Regions from separate parts of the Homo sapiens genome. Here region 1 is linked to region 2. A link is a loop called in an ENCODE intact Hi-C map of the cell type or tissue named here. Cell type or tissue: heart right ventricle. All regions are shown on one strand. Links, peaks and the distances in the headings refer to the core of each region. The heading gives the core; the rest is flanking DNA. Region 1 overlaps CPMER (cytoplasmic mesoderm regulator). Region 2 has its middle 77 kb from the start of CPMER.

Region 1 (8,286 bases), core at 287-8,286, 50 kb after region 2:
CCCTTCCTGGTACAATCAGCCGAGCATTGATTTTTTTTTCTTTCTCTCTCTTTTTTTAATGCTAAAGCATCATCCAAAAATATATCAATAGGAACAACATCTTTGAAGAAAATACCAGGAGGCCCAGGCTGCTTCTTCATTAACCCCAAAGCTGCCGGCCTGAGATGGGGCCCAGGAAGGGGCTGCTACTGGGAGACCCAACCTGAGGGACACACTTGTGACACTTCCTGGAATGCTGGGCTCTCTCAAGATGTGTGGATGTCAGCATCTTTTGTCCTTATGTTAGAATCCTTTAGAACTGGGGCCAGTGAGGTTATTTCATTGTAAATGAATTAACATTCGATAAGATTTAAAATTCAGTGCTTTGGCCAGGTGCAGTGGCTTATGCCGGTAATCCCAGCACTTTGGGAGGCCAAGGTGGGAGCAGGGCTTGAGCTCAATAGTTCGAGACCAGCCTGGGCAACACATTGAGACCCCATCTCTACAAAAAGAAAAAAAAATTTTTTTTTTTGAGACGGAGTTTTGCTCTTGTTGCCCAGGCTGGAATGCAATGGCGCAATCTTGGCTCACTGAAACCCCTGCCTCCCAGGTTCAGACGATTCTCCTGCCTCAGCCTCCCAGGTAGCTGGGATTACAGGCATGTGCCACCACACCTGGCTAATTTTGTATTTTTAGTAGAGATGAGGTTTCTCCATGTTGGTCAGGCTGATCTCGAACTCCTGACCTCAGGTGATCCACCCGCTTTGGCCTCCCAAAGTGCTGGGATTACAGCCGTGAGCCACCATGCCCAGCCAAATTTTTTTTTTAATTAAAAAGATTTTTAAAAATTAGCCAGGCATGCTGATTTGTGCCTATAGTCTCAGCTCCTCAGGAGGCAGAGGTGGGAGGATCGCCTGAGCCCAGGAGATTGAGGCTGCAGTGAGCCATGATTGTACCACTGCACTCTAGCCTGGATGACAGAGCAAGACCCTGTCTCAAAAATAAAAAGAATAAAAATAATAAAATAGGCCGGGCACAGTGGCTCACGCCTGTAATCTTAGTACTTTGGGAGGCTGAGGCGGGTGGATCACCTGAAGTCAGGAGTTCGAGACCAGCTTGGCCAACATCGTGAAACCCCACCTCTACTAAAAATACAAAATTAGCCGGGCGTGATGGTGCATGCCTGTAATCCCAGCTACTCCAAAGGCTGAAGCAGGAGAATCACTTAGAACCTGGGAGGTGGAGGTTGCAGTGAGCTGAGATTGCGCCGCTGCACTCCAGCCTGGGTGACAGAGTGAGACTCTGTCTCAAAAAATAATACTAATAAATAAAATTCCTCAGTCAAATGAGCCAAGTTTCAAATACTCCATGGCCGTGTGTGGCTCATGGCTCCCTCATTGGACACCGCAGGCCCAGAACAGCTCCACTGTCATAGAAAGTTCTAGAGAATAGGGCTGCCTCAGAACAGGGCTCAGCACACTTTTTCTGTAGAGCCAGTGTTCTGAAAATGCTTCATATCTTGATTTCAGTGATGGTTTCATGGGTGTAACATGTAATATTTGTGCTGTATATAAATTGTGTATATATATATTACTGTATATAAATTATGTCTCCATGAAAAGAAAAAATATCTTTAGAAATCTTAGATTGTCTTAGGGAGATACAATGCCTGGAAAGTTCGAATCCTGCAGGATCCCTGAGCGCATCCTTACCCCATGGGACCCTAATGGGGTTTCAGAGGCCTCCAAAGAGGGAGGATGCTGGGCAGGGGGCTCTCATTCATAAACCCCTTCCCCAGATTGGTATCCTTTATAAGAGTTCTAGGGGCCGAGAAAGAGTTTAGCAACAACAGCAATGGAAAGGTCAACTCTGTCTGTTTCCTGCTTTTAGGAATGTGAAAATTCTTGAGAAAAGTAGGAGGCAGAACCCGTGGGAAGAGGGTACACGACGGGGATGGGGTATGTGGGAATGAATGAGTGTGGCGGTCTCGCAACCCTAATTCCCACTTCAGTCAGGGAGGCTCCCATGGCCTGTATTTTGCACGTAGGGTTTCTGAGCAATAAGAATTCACTCATGGAAAGCTTCGGCTCCGTTTCAAAAGTGTACACACCACTGCCTTTTAGTCTTGGCTTTTAGCCCAAAACAAGCAGTACAGTGGACAGTTAAAGGCATCACGCTGTGGAGCCAGAAGGCCAGGTTCAAATCCCAGCCCCAGCTGTGTGAATTTGGGGAAATCTCTTCATTTCTCTGTGCCTCAGTTTTCTCCTCTGTAAAAATGGGGATAATGATAGGACCCAACTCGTGGGTTGTTATAAGAATAAGAAGCATTAACTCTTAGGAAGCACGCTGAACCAGATTGAGCATCTCCTGTTTGTTTGGGGTCTGTCTAGGATGATACCTTCATTCATTCCTTCAACAAGCTTGCGTGATGGAGACGCCAGGCCTTGGGAAAGAAGGCAGCCAGGCCAAGTCATGACAAACATCCCTCTTTCCCTACCCCAGGTCACACCTGTCTCTCACCTTCCGGCAACCCCACCTTCAAGTCCTTCCTGCTCCACCAGGCAGGTCCCTGGAGCTCGGCCTGACAAAGGCTGTTGGCTTATCAGGACACCCAGGCCACAATCCAGAACTGGCTCTGACCCAGGAGCCACCAGTGTCTGATGTCCCCATGTCAAAAAGAGAGGCCACACTGTCCCAGACCTGGACTGGCTGTCCTCAGTGCCCTGTTGCACAGAGCCCAGACTCCCTCTCCAAGAGGCGGGATCCTACTCCTTGACCCCCTACATCTGGCGGAGATCCCGCTCTGGGGCATACAGGCAACCTGAGGCTCTGTCCCCATAGATGTTCACCTGTTCATCCAACCTGGTGGCTTCTTGCCCCGGGAAGCCCTCACCTTCAGTTAGTCACTCACTTAACGACTATTTTTAGGACAACTACTTTGTGCTAAGCTGAGTCCCCGAGGCTGGAGACATAAGGAACAAGAGAGACACAGTCTGCCCTCATGTAGTTCACATCTAGTTGAAGAAACAAGCAATAAACAGGTAGAGATCATTTCACCTGGAGATCAGTTCAAAGAAGAAAATAACTCAACAGACTGGAAGCAGGTGTGGTCAGGGAAGACTTCCTGGAGGAGGTGACAATTACACAGAAACCTGATAGATAAGAAGGAGCTGGACACAGGAGGATATGGGTGAAGGGCATTTCAGGCAAAGGCAAAGGCAAAGCCATGTGCAAAGGCCAGGAGGTGGGAAAAAATTAGAGAAAGAGGAAAAAGGAGCAGAGTAAGCTAGGAAGCCAGTGGTCAGAGGTGAGAATGGCCAGTGCCCACCAAGCCTCAGCACACCTCTGTCCTGCTGGCTCAGTTGAAACCTTCCCTTGATCTAGAAATATACAGCTACCACTGATCACTGACAGAGCCTGGTGGCTACCGGAGCTGCAGAGGTCTATGCTCAAATCCAGCCTCAACCTCCTCCCAGCTGAGTAACCTCAGGCCAGGGCATGACCCTCCTGGGCCTCAGTTTTCTCCTTGGAGAATGGGGGCCTAGTGGGGTTGCTGCAAGTGTCAGGGAATGCATGTAATGGACTTAACTCAGTGCCTGGCACGCAGTGAACGATAGGCCGACGTTGGCCAAGCCAGAAAATCCGTCTGCCCTGACGTCAGGCAGGGCCTAATTATAGACGCCCAGAGGTCACTTTCAGCCTCTTGTGACTCAGAGGCAGTGCCAGGCAGCAGACAGTGGGAGGGACAAAGAATCAGGCCGGCTCGACCAATGCAGAGCCACAGGGGAGTGCCTCCGTTTCCCTGTCTATTAACCAGAGATATCAGTGGGACCTGCCTCCCAGGGCTATGAGAAGACTCCAAGTTGGGCCTAGTACTTCATAGGAGCTCTGTCAACCTCCACAGTCCACAACTGCACGCACAAATGGAAAAATCGTTGTAATTTAGATAAATTTTCCCTTGAGGCTTTCTTTCTTTTATTCAACAAATATATGCTGAGCCCTTTGGTGCATCTGGCTCTGTGTTAAATACAGTGTGTACAAAAAATGCCCGCGACAGCCACTGAGGGTTTACAGAGCCAATGAAGAGAGTCAGCAAGGTTACAGGGGCATATTTAATGTGCTCAAAGAACAAACTAGAGGTTCCAGAAAGAACCATTCTTCTTTGTTCTTCCACTGGTTTGCTTATTCAGCCTCACAGCAGCCAGGCCTTGTCCCACAGGCCTTGGTGTCTGAAAATTTGCTGGGGCAAGTGGAGAATCCTTTACCCCGTCCCTGCATGTGGGACCCTCTGGTGTGACCCTGGCCTCCAAGAGGACCGTGTTCACCTTGAGATCTGAGTTCAAGGCCTGGGTCTGCTCCTGCCTTGCTGTGAGAACTTAGGCAAGGCATGGAGCCATGCTGTGCCTCAGTTTCCTCACCTGTGCATGACATGAGTGATGGTAATAATGAAAATGCCCTGTTGGGGCTATTTAGGGGTTAGATGTGATCACAGGGACGGAGTGCTCTGTGTCCAGTGCTCCAACGGGAATCATTGCTCTGTGTCCGGCACTCCAACGGGAATCATTGCTCTGTGTCCAGTGCTCCAACGGGAATCATTGTCGTTACCCTCTGTCTAGGGCAGGGCCGTCCCATTTTTTGGCTCCCTGGGCCACATTAAAAGAAAAAAATTGTCTCGAGCCACACATAAAATACACTAACACTAATGATGGCTGATGAGCTAAAAAAAAAAATTTGCAAAAAAAAACTCATAATATTTTAAGAAAGTTTACAAATTTGTGTTGGGCCTCATTCAAAGCCATCCTGGGCTGCACGCGACCTGCAGGCACCAGGTTGGACTAACTTGGTCTAGGGAATGATGCAGCCTCCAGCACCAACATCGCCCCTGGCTCAAGGAAAGGAGACATACCCTGTACACACCCCCAGCTCCAACCCACTCTTGGGTCACTACCCAACTCTTGAGTCATTTCCAGGTCACCCCTTGGAAATGAGGGTGCTGGACTAAGTAGAGGTGACCACCACGGATTCTTGCTTTCCTTCCAGAGTTTTTCTTGGGCAGCAGTTGATCATGCATGGACTACATTTCCCAGGTTCCTTTGCATCTAGGTAGGGCCATGTGACTAACTCTGACCAAAAGACTGTGAGAAAAAGTGATGTGCATCACTTCAGGGCTGAAATGATTAACAAGCAGGTATGTCTCCTCGGTCTCTCTTTCCCCACCTGCCTGCTGAATGGAACAGAGTTCAAAGTAAGTGTTGAAAATGGTAGAGCCACAAGATAGAAGGAGCCTGAGTGCCTGAGTCACCGCATGGAGGCAGATTGCCCAACCAGAAATGCCAGCAGTGGGTTGTAACATTAGTGAGAAATAAACTTATACTGTGTTAAACCACTGAAGTGACAATTGCATCTGTTACAGCAGCTGGCATTGCCTTCCTTAACTATCACATATACATTATACCTTTTTTTCAGTTGTATATGCATTATCTCATTTAACACTCAGCAAATTTCTAACACCAATGTGAGGTACTGATCTTTTGAGCATTTAATTTGGGCCAAGCACTGGGCTAAGTCTTTTGCATACATTTTCTTGTCTTAACCACAATTCTATAAGGTGGGCTTATAGGATTATTATTATAGCCACATTACAGATGAGAAAACTAACACTCAAAAACATTTGGAATCCTGCCCAGGGTCCTCAGCTAATGAGTAGAAGTGGCTGGACCAGAACCCAGAGTTTACTGTTTTTTTTTTTTTTTTTGAGACAGAATCTCACTCTGTCACCCAGGCTGGAGTGCAGTGGTGTGATCTTGGCTCACTGCAACCTCTACCTCCCGAGTTCAAGTGATTCTCCTGCCTCAGCCTCCCGAATAGCTGGGACTATGGGTGTGCGCCACCATGCCTGGCTAATTTTTATATTTTTAGTTGAGATGGGGTTTCACCATGTTGGCCAGGCTGATCTCAAACTCCTGGCCTCAAGTGATCCACCTGCCTTGTCCTCCCAAACAGAGTTCACATTCTTAATGACTGCACCCATGGCCTCCCAGAACCTGATAGGTTAGATATTTCAAGCCTTGATCTATAAGTGATGACAATGAAGCTCAGAGAAGGTCCATAACTTGGCCATGCTCCTGGAACTAGTAAGTGGCAGTGATTGGCTTAGAACCCAGATTTGTCTGGGTCCCATCTAGTGCTCTTGACCTACCCACATTGCTGCCTTGGTTGCCCTTTCCAATGGGCACTAAAGCTCTGACCCTGTTCCCATTCCCCAGTGTTACAGCGCCATGGCTGAAGGCAAATTTGGCATCCATAGAGTCTGTTATAATGCTAAATAAATTTTTCTCTTGGCAGTCTTGACACTTATTAAGCACCTGGGAGGCTATTAGTGCCTTGTGCTGTCCAAAACACTCTTAATTACTGTCTAATCAAGGTATCTTTCACTCTAGGAAAAAAAAAAAAAAAAAACAGAAAATGGGGGGAGATGTTCATGCACACCACTTTTGAATCCTTTGCTGTGCATTTCCCTCCAGCCACCACATCCCCTGGGTGTCATTCAGGAAAGGGACTAAAGAAATGAAGATGGAGGGAAATGGTCTCTAAACAAGGCTTCATTTTCATCCAGCAATCTCACTCCGTGGACTTGATCTGGAGGCAAAATGGAATGAGTGAATGATGAAGATGGACTTACCAGGATGCTGATCACAGTGGTGTTGGTCTCACAGAAAAATTGCAAACATCTGAAATGCCTGCCAACAGGACTCTGGTTAAATGAACTGTGGTGCATCCATGCAAAGGAGTACTATGCAGCCATTAAAAAGAAGAACATGGAACCATTTGGGCTGATGCAGGCCAATCTACAGAAAAAGGGTGGTGCAGAACAGTGAGCCTCCTGTGAACCCATTTGTGTAAAAACATAAGGACATAGTTTTATTACAATTGTCAACATTTATTGAGGGATTAATACACACTATTTTAGGTAGTCAAATTCATTGCCTTATTTAGCCCTTGTAAGACTCCTATGAGGTAGAAAATATTGTCATTCCCAATTTATAGATGAGGAAACTGAGGCTCAGAAAAATTTAGTAATGAGTGCCCAGGGTCACTTCTTTAGTGAGTGGTAAGCCTGGGATTCAAACTCAGGAAGTCTGAAAGCCACCACTAACCATTAAATGACACTGCTTCCCCAACACACAAGGAGAATGATTGACAGGAGAGTTCCATTTCTTTGAAATGGGGGAGATTTGGAGGTGCAAGGCATATAAGAGACTTCTGGGAATTGAGGGGATAGAGTTTTAACAGCCATATGGGGACAGGAGGCAAAGCCTGGAGCCCTCCAAAGGTGGAGTGCTGGAACTGAGACTGCTACCTAAAATCAGGGTCCCCAAAAGGCAATATTCTCAAATAAATAATGAAGTAAGGGAAAAATTGTATGGCAGCAAAGGACAGCAACAAGGAATTTTGTCTGTCTTGGCTTGGGCTCAGGAAAAAAACAAACTCCCCTAAGACTGTATAACTATGGACCTGTGATCATGGGAATTTGGTGTTTAAATTTGAACTACATGCACAGATGGGAACGCCCAAACTGAGAAAAACGTAAAAGCCAGACCAGGGGTGATGATATTATGGCAAGCAAGGCAGAAACAAATGCTCCACCAGACACCCTCAACCATGACATTCAAGATTCCCACAGATAATGCCATAAGATAAGCTTGCAATCCCAAATTATAAAACCCATGAGAAAGCAAACACCATGAAAATGCCTGTAAGGTCACATGAGGAACTGTTAGCAGTGGTTGTCTTTGGAAAGTGGTAATGCAGGAATGAAGTAAAGCAAGTCTGGCTTTTTACTTAATACACATCTAAGGCAGTTTGAAGTTTCTTAGAGTAATGAGATTATAATGCTTTCTTCTTTCAGTTTTAAAATCAGAGAATCACTTATCGGCCTTTTGGCTAAGAACAAGTGTAAAATAAAAAATATTTGAACTGAAAAGAAAGAATGGAAGGAAGGAGGGAGAGAGGAAAGGAGAAAAATTGGCTACAAGCCTCAGCCCCTACCTCCAAGATCACCCTCCTACCTCACCGTACACCAACTACGGGCTGTGGCCAATGAGTCTGGTGATGCTTCACAGGAAAGAGCTGGGGTCCTTCCCATTTGCCAAGCATGCATTCATGTATAGTAATCTGCCACTTTGTCTAAAATCCATGATTGAGGTTGGTGCCACTCAATTTCCTCCGACAGAAGGAAGTTCCAATTTTAATTCCTCTTTGGGCACCAATCTATCGACAATCTCATTGCTTCTACCTCTTCAGTAT
Region 2 (8,288 bases), core at 1-8,000:
ATTGCCTTTCAAACAACCCTACAGAAGTCAGGGTTCATGTAGACTCTCTGTCGGTGTTTCCAGGCTGCCAGTTAAACTAGGAACACACACAACGCCAACTCCGAACTCACAGGACTCACACAATAAAAATGCAGGGCCTCTTGTTCAAATATTAAGGATTTCAACATGGTGACAGGAGGGCATTAAACCAAGCGTGGACCCTTCTGTGCTCAAGGTCCTGCATGACTGCAGGGGTCCCACACTCATGATGGCCTTGAACACCTACTCGGAGCCTGCATGAAGCTGGACTTTCACCGCTTTGGCTCATTTAATCCTCACAACAACCTTGGGGAAGACGTAATGGTGGCCCTCCTGCTCGAGAGCTCATAAATGTGTGTATTTGTGTGTGTGTGTATGTATTCTATGTGTGCTCATGTGTGTCTGTGCATGTCTGTGTGTTTCCATGTATATGCATCCATGTATGTCTGTGTGCATGTCCACATATGTGTCTCTGGGTGTGTGTCATGTGTATTTGTCTGAATATGTGTTCGTGTGTGTCCATGTCTGTGTGGGGGTGTGTGTACCTGTGTATGTGCCTGTGCGTGCGTCCACGTCTGCGGGTGCGTGTGCCCGTGCGTGCGTCCACGTCTGCGGGTGCGTGTACCTGTGCGTGTGTCCGTGTCTGGGTGTGTCTTTGTGGGAACATATGTGTGTATCCTGGCAGAAGTTTTAAACAGCCAAAGAGAAGATCAGATCAAAAGCAGTTGGCACACTGGATGAAGCCTGGCCCTGAAAGATGGGATCAATTCCCCTGCCCGGTCCTATGTGGGTCCACATGGGATCATCAGCTGGGTCTGAGGGAATTCCCTGGGTGGGGCCATTTGGGGGCAGAAGGGAGCTGTGTCTGTGGATCCCTTGGGCAGGCACCAGGCTCTGCAGGCTTCACCCTCAGCACAGCAGAGTGGGGAGCAGTTTCACTCACTCCCTCATTTATTCAGTTACTCACTGGGCACCCCCTTTGCACTGACGGGAGCCAGACCCGGCCATGCCCTGTGGGAACTCACAGCCTAGTAAGCAATTCAGGTGGCACAGGGAGTTGTAGGGACCTAGAGGAGGCCACTGACCCAGCCGAGGGACCATCAGGAAGGCTTCCTGGAGGAGGCAATGTCTCACCTGAGACTTGGAAAGGAAGCAGGAGTGATATCAAGAAGAGGGAAAAGTGTCACAGGCAGAGGAACACACCAAGCAAAGGCCTGGGGGTGGGACGAACCCAATCATCCGGCCCATGCGAGCTTCTCCTGTCCCCCTGCCGCTGCACCCTCACCAGCTCCCTCTCTCTCCCATTCCTCCTTCAGGTCCCGATTTCAACTTCTCTTCCTCCAGGAAGGCTTCCCTGATTTTGCACGAGTACACACACACACACACACACACACACATACGGTGAGTGCATTTACCTGGTCTTTGCCTTCGGGCACGTACCAGAGTATAACTTAAGCTCAAAAGTCATCTCCTCTGCATGGGGTACTTTTTTCCATAGCCCAATGCCGAGAACAGTCCTGGCTCATAGTAGGTACTCAACAAATGTTTGTTGATTGAATAAGTGTGAGAGAAGACACGAAGGCATGCGTGCACCTGTTGGAACGAAAGAGCTGCAGGAGCTTGAGAGTTTAGTGTGGGAGTGCCTGGCCCCCTCAATGCAGGGGCTATGACCAACCCAGACACCACATATTATCGTGGTCAGAGGCACAGAGGCCCTGAGACAAATCCTGCCTCTGTCTGTTCCCAGCTCTGTGACCTTAAGAGACTCTCTTAGCCTCTCTTGGTCTCAGTTGCCTCATTGGTAAACTGGGTTCTCAAGAGGTTTAAATGAGGTCATATAGAAAGTGCAATCAAAAGAGTGCCCAGCACATTCAAGATACTCAATCTGTGTGGTCGGTGTGTTATTATTTTTCTCCACCTCCCCGGCATTCAGCCCTAGACCAGGCAATCATGAGCTGTCAATCAATGGAGATACTACCATCATCACCATCACTCAGAAAGATGGATCAGACCATGAGAACTTGTCACCTGATGATAATCATAAACCCTGACATTCACATGGGCCTGAGAAGTTACCAAGAGCTTTTCCTGGGTGCTGCTCCTCCAGGTTTCAAGGGCAGGTGGGGGCCCAGCCCAGAACTCTCTCTCTTCAGCCTCCCTTTGGAGCTTCATACAGCAGGCTCATCCTCTGCTTCTCCACCCCTCACTACCTGACTTCCAGCCAGTTCAGTTCCACTGTGAACTCTGGGAGAGATGGACAGCTTGGCGATGGGAATGTCAGTGCAGCCTCAGGCCAGAGAGCCACTGCTCAGTGGAAAAGTGGTCTCTGGTCCTGGGCGATGGAACAGCATTTCCAGGCCTGGCAGGACCTGTCAAAGGCCCTGTCCTAGAGACACATCTGTACCCTCCACGCCTCACCCGTCTCTGGGATCCTCAGCCTGGGTCCCCCAGCCATGCTGGGATTTAGAACCAATATTTTTAGAAAGCACAGCTGAGGCTTTTTAACAAGGTTATGCATTAATTCAACAAACATTCCCGGCTTGGGTGCTGGAGAAGCAGAAATGAAGTCGATACAGCCTCTGCATCAAAGAGCTCACACTTTAAGTAGGAAGGAAGGTGGCAGCTTTGGCGAGAACATGGGGCTTTGGGGGAGCAATCAGGGCAACTCACAGCCAAAACATTGAAGCAAAGATGTGGAGAAGAAGGAATTAGCAAAGGCAGAGGGAGTTTCAGGCACAAGGAACAGCAGGTGCAAAGGCTTGGTGGCTGGAGAAAATGGAGAGAACTTGAAAAATGTGGCAGGACTGGAGTAAAGACAACGGTTGGGGAGGCAGAGTGTGGCAAGAGAGGGGCATCTTCTTCCAAGACTTCCCTTTATTGGAAGGCAAAGCCAAGGAGAGATTTGGTCTTACAGATACTTCATTCATTCATCTGCATGGTCATTCAACAGTTACTGACAGCATCCTGAGTCAGGCATAAGGTGGGTCCTGGGCAGAGGGAAACAAACAAGGGAAGGGCATGAGATGGGTGGGAAAGTAGGGGATGTGGGGCACAGCAGATGGGGAAGGCATCAGGGACGGCTCCCTGGAGGAGAGGGCTCCAAGCAATCTGAAAAAAATGCCTCCTCCTACCTCTAAACTGAGCTCAGGTATCCAGGGGAATATCAGCCCCAAAGCTCTCACCCCCATCAGTGGCAGGGAAGGTCCAAAATTCTCCAGGGAGCTGCTTATCCACTCATTCATTTGTCCATTCATTCATTCATTCATTCATTCATTCATTCATCATTTCACCCAGCATTTGCTCAGACAGACAGAAAACCCAGCCCTGCCCTTAGAGGCTCCCAGCACCACTGAAAAGGAGACAAAGGCATGAATAAGCAAACAGAAGTCAGTATCAATGGCGGTGGAACATGGACATCCAACACTAGCTGTCAGCACAACCTCCTGAGAGTTTTATAAAACACAGTTTCCCTGGGCCCGACTGCGAGCCACTGACTCTACCTCATGGAGTCAGTCCAGGGAATCTGCATCCTAAAACTCCTCAGGGACTGGAGATGGCTCAGCCTGGCACTTGCCTGCTGACGGTCATTTCAGAATCCGTCTGTGCCAGGAGCACCAAGTCCCTGAGGGACTGGTAGAATCAGGTGGCAGCCGGGGACAGGCCTCTGCTGACTTCAGGTCTTATTTTAGCCTCTGGCATGTCCCCAGGAGGCCCCACAGGAGGGGGCCGAGGATTTTACAGGAGGGATTTGCACGGGTATTTTCAGTCTAGATGGAGGATCAGCCTGGCCATAGCCAGCCCCGCAGTTAGAGAAACCAGGCACTGAAGTCTAATAGTACCCACCACCCACCCTGGAGAAGCTGGCCTCCTGGGCCTCCCTGAGCCCTGGGGTGGAGACTCGCTGTCAGAGATGAGCTGAGAGACCTGTGTGGGCCTCTGAGCAGATCTGGCATCTGGCAGCTTGGAACAGCTAGAGACTATGTTTGCAAAAGATGGGTGAGGGAGGCTGGGGGTATCATCTCCATTTCACAGATGCAGAAACTGAGGCTTGGAGAGGCCAAGGCCATTGCCATACCCTGAGTCAACCCCAAGTCCTTGTAACAGTGAACTAGGTCTTTGCTAAAAAGACAGCCCCGGTGCCTAACAGATGTCATTCCAAGCCAATGATTAATAAATAATGCTAACACTCGATGCTGGTAACCAGCCAATGCTTACATGAAGCGTGGATAGGCCAGGCACCATTCTCAGCACTGGGCATATTTTACCACTAACTCCTCTTCATCCTCACCAACACCTACAAAGCAGGCAGTAATAGTATGCCCATTTGACAGATGAAATGAACTTGGGAGTTGGGCAGAAAGATCCACGGAGCCCCAAGTCCCCAGTGAGTCTTTCCCTCCCCAGACCACCTTCCCAAACCCTCCCAGCCCTCATGCTTATTCTGATAAACCCTCCAAAGCCCGGATTAGTAAAGGGGTTAACAAGGTGGATGGCACCCCCCAGGCTTGGTTTGCACCTGCCAGTTAGAGGCAGAAGGCAGTCTGGGGTCAATGGACAAAGCCAGGCACGAAGTCCAAAGCATGGGTTTGAATCCCAGCCCCGCCCTGGCCTTCCTGAGCCTCAGTTTCCTCTGCTGAGAACTGGAAGCATCTATTCCCACCCCAAGTACCACCTAGCATGGCAGGTAGGGTCAAGAGAGCAGGAATACGCTTCTCCACCTGCAGATGAGGAGGCTGAGGCCCAGAGAGGGGTTGGCAGATGCTCAGGGACCCCTGGCTGGGCTGGGAGCAAATGAGCTCTTGTGAATCACATGCCCCTGTCAGAATAACAATGAAGGGGGAGCCGAGAAACAATGAGGGCCCAGTTGACTCTGCCCAAGGGGCAGTCGGCACAGGTCTGTCTGACTCCTGGGCTGATCTGACCGTTCTCAGCAACAGAAGTAGGGGAAGGCATAGGTACTGGGGTTTCAGCCAGTCTCCTACTAACCAGCTGGGTGACCTTGGACTACTTACTAAACCTCTCTGAACCTCTCTTTTCTCAGCCTCAAAATGGGGACAATCACAGTAAGGCGGTTGCGAGAACCCAGGAAGGCAGGAGGTGTGGAGTTGCCTTTTCCAGATGGAGCACTGGGAACTCAGGCTCTGGGGTGGGGAAGGGACTTGCCCAAGATCACAGGGCACCCATGCAGCTGAGCAGAAGCTTGTCTGCGGCTTCTCCCCCACCCACAGGCCTGAGGAGGAGGGGCCCCGCCTCTGGTGGTGGGGAGGTGGGATGAGGGAAGGGTTCCCTGAAGCACGGGCATCGCAAACCGCAGGACTGGCATTTGCAGGGATGGCATTCCAGGTGGGGGAGCCGGCCTAGGCAAAGGCCGAGGGGCTGGACGGCACTGAGAATGTGCGGAGACCAGCATGACATTTAGACGGCTAGAGCGAAGGAGGCGGGAACGTCTGCAAGTAGGTGTGTGCAAGGTGGCTTTTCCATCAGCATGTGTGCGTGTGTGTGCTTACACACGTGCATGAGTGTGAGTGCGACTTCTCGGCCGCAGAGTCCCCCATTAACGCTCCGGTATTTGTTTGTTCAGTTCCGCTGTCCCATCGGCCCTGCTGCCTCTCTGCACCCCGTTTGCCAGTCGGCTCCCTCTCCCTCTCCCGAGGTCTCCATGCGTCATTAAAACCGAAACAAGCCCCTGCTCTGATGGTTAAACCAGATGCCCAGGCCCCATCCTGCCTGGGCCCCATCTCAGGGTCAGAATGAGCCACGGAGCTGCTGGGGAGGCCCCGTCCAGCTGCATCAGCCCGTGGGGGGCCTGGGGTCCCAAGAGGGACAGGGCCAGACGAGGGGAAACCCAATCCGTGACACATGGAGATCATTTGCAGAAGGAACAAAATCCGTGACCAACTCCAAACGGATGCAAAGGGGAGGGGAGCGGGGCTGGGTAAGGAGTTCTCAGGGCCAGTGGGAGATGAGGACTGAGGCAAACCCTGGGCCAGCCCCAGGCCAAGCTCTCAGGTTGTCTCAGCCACACTCTCTAGGAGCTCCTGGCAAGGCTCCCACCCTCCCTGGGCCCTTGTGTTCTCCTTTCAAATAGGGTGAGGACTGAAAGAAAGATTCAGAGCAAATGTCTGACCCTGTGCCCAGCAAATGGTTAGCCTGAAGCAAATAGATTGATACATAGATGAGACAACTGAGACTCAGAGAGGTTGTGCAACTCAGCAAAGGGCACACAGCAAGTCAGCCTAGGAGTGGGGCTCGAATCTCCCAAAACGGAAAATGTCCACAGCAAAGGGACATGGGCAGCCAGTCATGATTTGCAAAATCAGACACACCGTGGCCTTCATCTCCCCTAAGATGACTTTCCCTTCTTCCCATTTTACTGAGGGCCTCAGGACTCCAACCCACGAACTCCACTCATTTGGTTTTTTGTTTTGTTTTGTTTTTGTTTTTGTTTTCTTTTGAGACAAGGTCGGGCTCTATCGCCCAGGCTCACTGGGCTCACTGCAACCTCCACCTCCCAGGTTCAAGCAACCCTCCTGCCTCAGCCTCCCAAGTAGCTGGGACTACAGGTGTGTGCCATCACACCTGGCTAATTTTTGTATTTTTTGTAGAGATGGGGTTTCGCCATGTTGCCCAGGCTGGTCTCGAACTCATGAGCTCAAGCGATTCTCCTGCTTTGGCCTCCCAAAGTGCTGGGACTACAGGCTTGAGTCACAACGCCCGGCCCTGGTTTTTGAATTTAGCTTCATTGAGATAGCTAAACTCATAGCATACAACTCACCCATTTCAATGCAATGTATTAAATCAATGTCAATGAGTTATACAATGAACAATTCAGTGGCATTAAGTACATTCATAATGTCACACAACCATCACCCCATCTCTCTCTCTTTTTTTTTTTTTTTTTTTTTTGACACAGGGTCTCGCTCTCTCACCCAGGCTGGAGTGCAGTGGCGTGATCTCAGCTCACTGCAACCTCTGCCTCCCACTCTCAGGGATATTCCCACCTCAGCTTCCCAAGCAGCTGGGATTACAGGCACACACCACCATGCCCAGATAATTTTTGTATTTTTTTTAGAGACAGGGTTTTGCCATGTTGCCCAGGCTGGTCTCGAACTCCTGGGCTCATGTGATCCACCCACCTCTGCCTCCCAAAGTACTGGGATTACAGGCATGAGCCACCATGCCCAGCCACAACTGTCTATTTCTAAAACTTTTTGATCACCCCAAAAAGAAACTCTGTACCTATTAAGCAGTAACTCTCCTATTTCCCCCTCCCCCTGCCCCCTATTAACCACTTTCTGTCTCTGTGAATTTGCCTATTGTAGATATTTCACATGAGTGGAATCACGCAATATTTGTCCTTCTGTGTCTGGCTTCTTTCACTTAGCATAATGTTTTCAAGGTACATTCATGTTGTAGCATGTATCAGAACTTCATTCCTTTATATGGCTGAACAAGATTCCATTGTATGGATATGCCACATTTTGTTTATCCATTTATCCGTAGATAGACACCTAGGCTGTTTCCACAGCTTGCCTACTATGAATAATGCTGCTACAAGCACGGGTGTACAAGTATCTGTTCAAGTATCTGTTTACAATTCCTTTGGGCATATTCCCAGGAGTGGTATTGCTGGGTCATACGGCAAATCTATGTTTAGCTTTTTAAGGAACCACCAAAAAGCAGCTACACCAAGAGTCTGAGGCCCACTGGTTCAAAGTCCAGACTGTGTGAAGGTTCAGGGACTGCCGCTTGACCTAGCCCTCATCACCTCTTGCCTGGACCTTTCCAGTAGACTCCTGGCTACCCCCTGCCTCTGCCTCAGCTCCTCCAGTGGCTCCTCACAGCCAGGAGATCATCTGCAGCTCTTCAAAGCCACCTCCCTGGATAAAATCAGCAGACACTGTGCCCTCCGTGGGCCCCTCCTGTCCCCTGTGAGGCCCCACAGCCATCTCCACCCATGCACCCCAGCACTTACCACGGGTGCCAAGTCATCTACAGACTCCCTCTATTGGTGGGCTCCTTGAGGCTAGAGACCATGTCTAATTTATGTCTCGTCATGGTCTTGAATAGAAAAGGTCCTTGGTAAATAAGTGTGTTGCATAGATGAAGAAACCGGGGCTGAGAGAGGAAATTGACCTGCCTGAGGACCCGGAGCTGGGAAGTGAAGGACCTGATTCAATAAGATGGCAGGTGTCAAGTAGGTGTTCAAAATTATTAAGCACCAGTTCTCTTCCCACCTCTTACCTTGGGGAGTCAAAACACCCCTGGGT

What was found. Peaks named below come from ENCODE experiments on the same cell type or tissue, not always from the same donor. Only the 100,000 strongest peaks of a DNase experiment are listed, where the experiment ranks them.
Region 1: it touches region 2 in a loop (5-fold over the local background); 13 of 110 quality-filtered maps call a loop at or near these places.

The regions. Positions count from the first base shown.
Region 1 is chr22:27,683,059-27,691,344 of GRCh38, forward strand. CPMER (cytoplasmic mesoderm regulator) reads right to left here. Exons shown (of 5, transcript NR_186699.1): 4 at 6,662-6,827. Among named protein-coding and RNA genes, the nearest start is that of CPMER, 28 kb to the right of the region's middle. In heart right ventricle, for the core only: no CTCF peak of the experiment used is centred there; DNase peaks (open chromatin) are centred at 2,633 and 3,663; H3K27ac peaks cover 3,268 bases.
Region 2 is chr22:27,633,652-27,641,939 of GRCh38, forward strand. No RefSeq gene overlaps it. Among named protein-coding and RNA genes, the nearest start is that of CPMER, 77 kb to the right of the region's middle. RefSeq lists enhancers at 249-842, 3,763-4,263, 4,476-5,280, 5,281-6,084. In heart right ventricle, for the core only: no CTCF peak of the experiment used is centred there; DNase peaks (open chromatin) are centred at 3,650 and 6,049; H3K27ac peaks cover 1,406 bases.